Regions from separate parts of the Mus musculus genome. Here region 2 is linked to region 1. A link is a contact called in ENCODE Hi-C or POLR2A ChIA-PET data. All regions are on one chromosome and are shown on one strand. The core of a region is the stretch at or near the end of the contact, and the rest is flanking DNA. Distances in the headings are between cores, read along the strand shown. Region 1 holds the start of Acvr1 (activin A receptor, type 1). Region 2 overlaps Acvr1 (activin A receptor, type 1).

Region 1 (3,499 bases), core at 353-2,852:
AGATTGGTGATCTTGCCTTGATCTGACCTGAACTTTCCTCGCCTGATCGCCACCAAACATAACTACAAGGACCCTCTAATGAACGATCCAAACACAAAAGAACCAAAAACCTTCTCTGCCTTTTTGCTTACACAACACCTGAAGGCTCTTTTCTAGCTGTTCCTTGTACACACACGCCTGTAAAGCTAGCTTGTTTGCAGCTTTTGCAAAGGCCCGATCTTCCACTTCCTTTGCAACCTTCTGCAGTGTTGCAGCCAGCGACCCAATAAATGCCCTCTACATGAAAGGACCTGTAGGGATAAAAAATACTTTATGTTTTCCCCATTTATTGGTGTCATGATTTTACTCTTGCTTTGTGATAGGACTGTGCATTATAAGCTTCTAGAGGGCAGAGAAAATGGCTTGCTGCTTCCAAACACTAAGCGGGCACCATGCAAAATTTGATCCTTGCATGCCTTTTTTGATGCTCCAGATAATATTAGCACACTGGGGTGTTTTTGTGTTTCTAAGGACCAAAGTTGTCAGCCTCTCTGCGGCGGAGAATGTTCCTTCCTTCCTACTGTAAGCTCCCGTGGCGCCTAGGACAGGGCGGGATTTTTGCAGAAGCCCCCCCCCCCCCCACCCCCCAGACTTGCTTATTTTTATTACCAAGGAAGCCGACTGCGAAAATGGCAAACGCTTGCATAACCCTAGACCCTGCGAGGAAATGAGCATAGTGGAAGGGGATCAGAAGACAAGGCAACGATGGCCTGGCTGAGGCGGAGCATTGAGTATCCACCCCTGTGCCTGACACGCAGGGCTGGAGATGAGTGCAGGAGCCCCCGCAGTTCCCGGCTCGGCTGCCTGCTGTCCGCCCGCCCCGCGCCCCGGGAGCTGTCCAGACGGCCCCGCCCGCGCCTACCTGGCCGCTCCCCGTGCCGCGCGCCTCCCCCGCGTCCCGCCAGCCCGGCTCGCAGCAGCCCACAGCCCGGGCGGCCCGAAGGGTCGGGGGTCGGGGGCGGCGGGCGAGCATGGCTAGGCGGGCGGAATCCCTGGGGCCGGGCGCCTGCAGGGGGCGCGAGGAGCGCCCCGCCCCGCCGCCGGCCCTCTCCCTCCCGGCTCCCTGGATCCGCGCCGGGAGGAAATGATGTGTTGCTGCCTGGTTAATCACAGCTCCAGACACTCATTGGCCGAGCGCTCCGCAGCCACTTCCTCCTCCTCCTCCTCCCGCTCCTCCCGCTCCAGCTCCCGGTCGCCGCCGCCGCCGCCGCCGCCCCCAAGCGCTGGGGGAACTTTGCCGCCGCCGGCTCCCCGCCGCCCCCAGCCGAGCCCCGCGCCGCCGCAAGTTTCCTCCGCCCTCCTCCCCGCCCTCCGCCTCCCGCCCCGCGACAGCCGTCTCCCCGGCTCCAGCCCGGTGCCTGCCGCCAGCCTGCGCCCCGGCCCCGTGGCCGCCAGCCTCCCGCCCCGCGCCGCGCCGTGCCGCGCCGCGCTGCACTCCGCCGCCGCCGCCCGGGCCACCCGCCCGCGGCCCGCGGAGTTCCGGGCTCCACGCCGGCTGCAGCGCCCCGCCCCGCCCCGCGCCCTCCCGCGCCGCCTTGCAGCTCCCGGTCGCCTCGAGCTCTCCGCCTCCCCGGGTTCAGCACCCGACCGCCGCTGGACCAGAGGTGAGAGCAGGTCGCCGGCCACGCCGCCGGAGCTGGGGACCGAGGGAGGAGGGAGCTTAGCTGGAGGCGAGACCGGGATCGGAGGTGGAGGGTGGGCGTCTCGGTGCCTCCCCCTCGCTTTCATTCTTTCTCCGGCAAGCTGCGTGCCCTCTCGACGTGGGGGGAAGCCGCGGCGGAACGAAACCGACTTGCTTAGGGCCTTGGCTGCCGGTGGGATCCGGGGTGGACAGAGGCTTGGAGTAGGGGGTTCGGGTGTGCGTTGGATGAACTCCTGCAGGGTGTGCGCCTCGGACTTATAAATCGATCTGGCCTCACGGCCCCGGGCTCACCTTCTAAGCTGAGCTTGGCAGACTAAAGAGATTGGCCAGTCACCCCCACCCACAAAATATCCATCTCTTCCAAGAGGAATTTTCTGCTGGAGAGACAGCCAATAAACTCTGTTCAACTCCCTCCCTCCCTCTGTCCTTCCTAGCTGCAGTTTCAAAAAGCTTCAAAGCCAGGAATGTGGGATTCATCTTCCGATCCCCAGAAGGCAGATGTGGTTACAGATGTTGCATAGTACTTTGCCAAGTTTAAAACCCTTCCTTCGACACTAACCAAAACAGTGAGGCTAGAACCTTGGGCGCGCTGGGGAGAATTGTGGGCCTGTGGGTTCACTACGTGCATGGACTTCTGTCTGGTTCAGAGACTGGCTTGGCTCTGTCCAGTTTGTGCCAGTTACGTCTCCCACCCTTCCCTACCTCCCTCTTCCCCTGGAGATCTGAACGTACCTTGCACGGCAGAGGAGCTATGGAGGAAGGTACTTGGGCAAGAAAACACCCATTTTTGTTGCAGAAGAAAAGTGTGTTGGTTAAAAAGTTGCCATTAATTTGGTGTTTGGAGAGAGACGGACGGTAATGCATTGGATTTGCTCTCTTTATTGGCTTTTCTTCTTTGCGGTTTGTGCGATTGGTGTGAGATGATGGGAAACGTCTCTGGTCCCATACATGTTTAATGCGATTGCATATATATATATATACATACACATATATATGTTTTTTGTTTGCATAGATATATAATTTCTGAAAAAAATCCCTCAAATAGAAACATAACGCAGTGATTTTAAAGGATCCAGTTCTTGAGAGGCAGACTGCTCTGACAGCCCAAGGGAAGGCGGTGGCAAAAAATAGACACCACCTCCCTTTTCCCCAAAAAATTCTTCCTGGAAAGGTGGTGTTAAGAAACTTCAGAGATGGGCTCATCCAAGTGGCAGGCCTTAAATGGAAACACTATAGTATGTCCTGGCACTAGTCTCTGGAGGTGGGTTGCTGGCCGGGGGCCCAGGCTCGGGCAGGCGGCAGACACTAGACTTGTGCTGACCTCAGACAGTGCCTTGCCATGCAGCTCTACAGTTGGCACACTGCTTAAGTATGAATCCCAGGCCTCACCCATGCCACTCTCGGGGACAGTGCAGTCACAAGGTTATTTTAAGTCTGCATAGGATCTGGATTACCGTTCTAAGCTCAGCTCCCTCCCTTTGTGATTTGGTTACTTTTGTTTTCTGTCCTGGGGTTGACAAATGGATGGAAGTGTTCTGAAGCTGAGCAGCGTGTGCCTTGGGTGGCTGTCACTTTGTAATGGGACGCAGCATCTCTGCTGCCACTGTACATGGGAGTCCTCAAAGGTGATGAGTGATGTTGAGATAGACCTTGGCTTTAGCCGGCAAAGAGCAAGGGCCAGCGTGGGCACGGGCTGGACTCATGGTCTCTCTTCAACTGTGTGGCTGAGGTCTGCTCCAAGCAGAGAGTGGTTTTAGAGCGAACTTGATTGAGATAATAGTCTTACAACTTCTGCATGTTGGACTAGAGTGATCACTT
Region 2 (3,483 bases), core at 851-3,350, 34 kb after region 1:
AAACTTCTTCTTTTCTAGTTGCCCCAGTAAAGCAACTCACCATGGGTGGGCCAGTCTAGGCCACATCCTACCCCAAATCCAGTTCAGTGTGCATGCTGGTTGATGTAGTCTTTCAGCATGGACTCAGAAAAGGAGCTCTTGGTATCCCAGGTTGGCGTCCTTACTGGAGAACCTGGGGTGGGGGTTGGACAGCGGTGGTGGTGGGATGCTTCTTTAAAGCACCCGTTGAGACCCTTCTTTACCACAAACGAGCACTAGTTTTGGGTCTCTTCCATTTTGTTGCCTTCTGAGAAGTAGTAATGTCTTCTGGGTAAGTCTAATTTTCCCCAGAAGCAGAGAGCTGAAGGAGGTGCTGCTGGTCTGGGCTGACACAAGATGTCAAAGTATCAAAGGATGCTGTGCTCGGTGGCTCTGTGCTGTGAGATAGCTTGGGGAGCGCTCACACTTTACCAGTACATCGTAGATTGGTGTGAGAGGGCTGTTCCCCACAGGTTGTGTTTGTCTCTGAAAAACATATGTCCCAATTCTATGTGGCCATTCAGATTCATTTCTGGTGACTGCCTTGTCACCTTGGGGCTGGGGATCGTGGAGGACAGGCTGTGTTTTGGCAGCACTTCAAGCCTGGAGCAGCCTCCTGCAGCCAGCACCATAAGCTGTATAATTTGTCTACGGAGGCCTATGCATTATAGAGATGAAAATTCCTTCCCTGACAGCATTCATTGCTTAGCATGCAGCAATTTGGCTGTCAGAAACAGCTGGCCCTGCAGGGTGGGACAATAGAAAGTGGAGAGCAGAGAGAGGCCAGCCCTTACTCAAGTCTCCCACTGTGAGAGGATCACGTTACCTTATGGAGACTATCATTAGGCCCAGCTTCCAGGGAGCACCAGCCTGTAGCTCAGACCCTCGGTGACTTTCCCTTCCTCTTTTCTCCTGAATGGAAACAATAATAGAAAAAGGAAGAGCGAATGGTTAACTTTTGCCGAGACTCTGATGTTCAGTTTGGGCGTAAATGAGCATTTCTGGGCAAGCAAACACTTCTAACCTTACGTGGCTGGTCATAGAGCAGTAGAGACACTGTAGAGTGGGCGGGAGGGACGGCTTGGCACCTGTGTCTTGGACTTCTTACATTTTTATGTCCTGTTTACTTAAGGTCAGTGTTGGAGGGACCTACTCTTGGGTCCCCGGAAGCCCTGTTTGAGCTGGCAGTACATACAGGGCAGGGCACGCATGTTTTTCTGACAGCAAGACTAAGGGAAGGGACCAAGGGCTGCGTGGCGGCAAGCTCCTCCACCAGTGTGAACTGGAGTGTGGCTGGCTTTGTGGGCTCTCCCGTACAAAGCGTGATCTAAGGAGAAGGGCACTTTAGCTGAGAAGGAGACAGCGGTCCATGGCAAAAGGATGTATTATCTGGGTTTAATGACACCAGGTTTTCCTGTGAGTTCCTACATTACTGATGGACTCACTGTGATGTCTTATAGACGGTCCTTGTATTTACCCTTTCTGAGGAAAAAAAAAAACACTTTAAAAAAGAATCTTCTAAACATTTTTTTTTAAATTGGACTTCTTAGCAAAGATATTTCCAATATATCATTTTCTCACCATTTCTTTCTTCTGTTTTTTAATTTTCCTTTTGCTTGTTTTTTAAAGAAATGCTGGTACATGTCAAAATGGCAATAGCCTTGTTACAGTTCAACGTGATACTGGCTTGTCCCAGTGAATTTTTGAGACCACCAGCAGCGTTTCAGACAGAGGTCCAGGGTGGCTCAAGAGAAGTTTGCCTGTTGGGGATTTATTGGTTGTTCAGTGGAGTCTCGAGCTGTGCTGTTTCACCTTTCCCTCTATATCTGTTTCCTTCCTACATGATAGAGCAAGAGTTTCCCAGATGTTGTTTGGATTAAAGAGCGTGTGCGTCTGGGGGAGGGAGAAAAAGCTTTCTTAATGATAATAACAGAGTCAGACTGGCTGGTTCTGTACTGACAGGAAAAAGGGGAGATAAAAACTCCATTAATGGTGTGTGCACTGCCTAAGTAGCCAATAAAACAAGGCTGGCCTCACTGGAAGCCAGGCCCAGATTGGCAGCGCTTGGTGCCAACTGCGGGAGACGACAGCTGCAAAGAGGGAGGAAGTATGTCCAGCCAGCAGCCGCTATCACTGATTGGCTAGGGGGCGGTTCTATTGTTCCTTTCCCCTCCCCCTCCTCCTCCTGCTCCTCCTCCTCCTCCTCCTTCCTTTACTCTTTATCCTCCCCAGTCCTTTCCCCTCCATTCTCCCTCCTCCTCTTTTTGCACAATTTCCACGACGAGCCCCTCTTAATGTTCACTGTTCCAGAAATTGAACCACATCTGTTTAAAACTTAATGGTTACTCATAGAATGAAGCTGGTTGGCAGATTTAAAACTGTTTGTCTGGGTTAGTTCAGTTTTGTAACCACAGACATGGATATAAATGCTATTAAAAAAATCACACACTCTTTAAAGCTTGATAGAAGAGTCACAACAACACATTACATTGTGTCCCCTTCCTGGTATTGTTGAATCTCCCTGTTCAAAGCACACAGTACAAAAAATATCTCACTGATGGTTTATAGCTAAAGGTGCTGACCCCCAAGCCGGATTACTTGAGATGGATTCTGGGCATTTACCAGAGAACCAGACCACAAAGGTTGTCCTCTGGCCTCTGTAGGTGTGTTGTGGTATCACACAGGCCTGGGTACATGTGATGTGTGCGTGCATACACACACAGACACACAGACACACACATACATGCGTGCGCAAGCGCACGCATGCACGCAGTAATTAAAAACAAAAAAACCCCAAAACCAACCACCCTTTTGTGTCATTCTAGAAGATAATAGAATGATGTCAAACATTGGTCTCATTGGCACTCATTCTGCAATCCTTAGTCTTGGCTCACATGAAGCCTCCCTTAGGCACCTTCCACACTGGGCTCTGTGTTGAGGGGACAGGCAGCCCTATCTCTTCAAAAGAGGTGACTAAATACCTACCTGTTGCCTGTAGGTTTCCAGTCTAGGTTAATTTGCCCCTTTTCTGTTTTGAAAATACTGGGATGTTGGTGTCCTTAGCTTCATTTTGTAGGTAAAAGAAACACGAACAAACCCCCCAGTCACAGAGTCTCCTCTTCATGGTCATGGCGGAATCTGGAAGGAAAACATTGTGCCCACAGTTGGATATTTTTGACACACAGTTGCAGTGGACACCAGTGAAGGGTGGATGTCCCCCTGCATACTGCCTGAGGATGGGGACCTAGGACCCAAGAGTTTAAGCCTTTCTGTTGCAAGAGGATAGCAGTTGAGAAGAACAGGGCACATACCTAAGCACCCTGGGGGAGATAATTCTGTTCTGGTAAATATTCTTATGACGTGTGTGCACATGTGTGCATGTGTGTGTGTGTGCACATGTACACATCACGACACACCTGTGGAGGGCAGCAGACAATTTGTAAGAGTTGGTTCTCTCCTTCCACC

Evidence for each region. A loop is a pair of places that touch in the nucleus more often than their neighbours do. ChIA-PET counts read pairs that join two places held with the same protein, here RNA polymerase II (POLR2A).
Region 2: a loop to region 1 is called in a map of gastrocnemius, with 7 times the contacts of the local background. The contact joins the enhancer-like site here to the promoter of Acvr1 in region 1. A Hi-C loop is called at or near these places in 8 of 37 maps with a recorded cell type or tissue (gastrocnemius, heart and left cerebral cortex). POLR2A ChIA-PET finds 5 or more read pairs at or near these places in 3 of 5 experiments (Patski and embryonic stem cell).

What each region holds. Positions count from the first base shown.
Region 1 is chr2:58,564,931-58,568,429 of GRCm38, reverse strand. Acvr1 (activin A receptor, type 1) reads left to right here and starts at 1,602. Exons shown (of 12, transcript NM_007394.3): 1 at 1,602-1,643. It also overlaps a transcript of Upp2 not described here.
Region 2 is chr2:58,531,054-58,534,536 of GRCm38, reverse strand. All of the region lies in intron 2 of Acvr1 (activin A receptor, type 1), which reads left to right. Among named protein-coding and RNA genes, the nearest start is that of Acvr1, 34 kb to the left of the region's middle. Within about 2 kb of position 2,100, at least 2 of the 3 ENCODE cell types and tissues checked have a DNase peak (open chromatin) inside an H3K27ac peak, as active enhancers do; they include gastrocnemius and heart, where a contact is called at or near this core.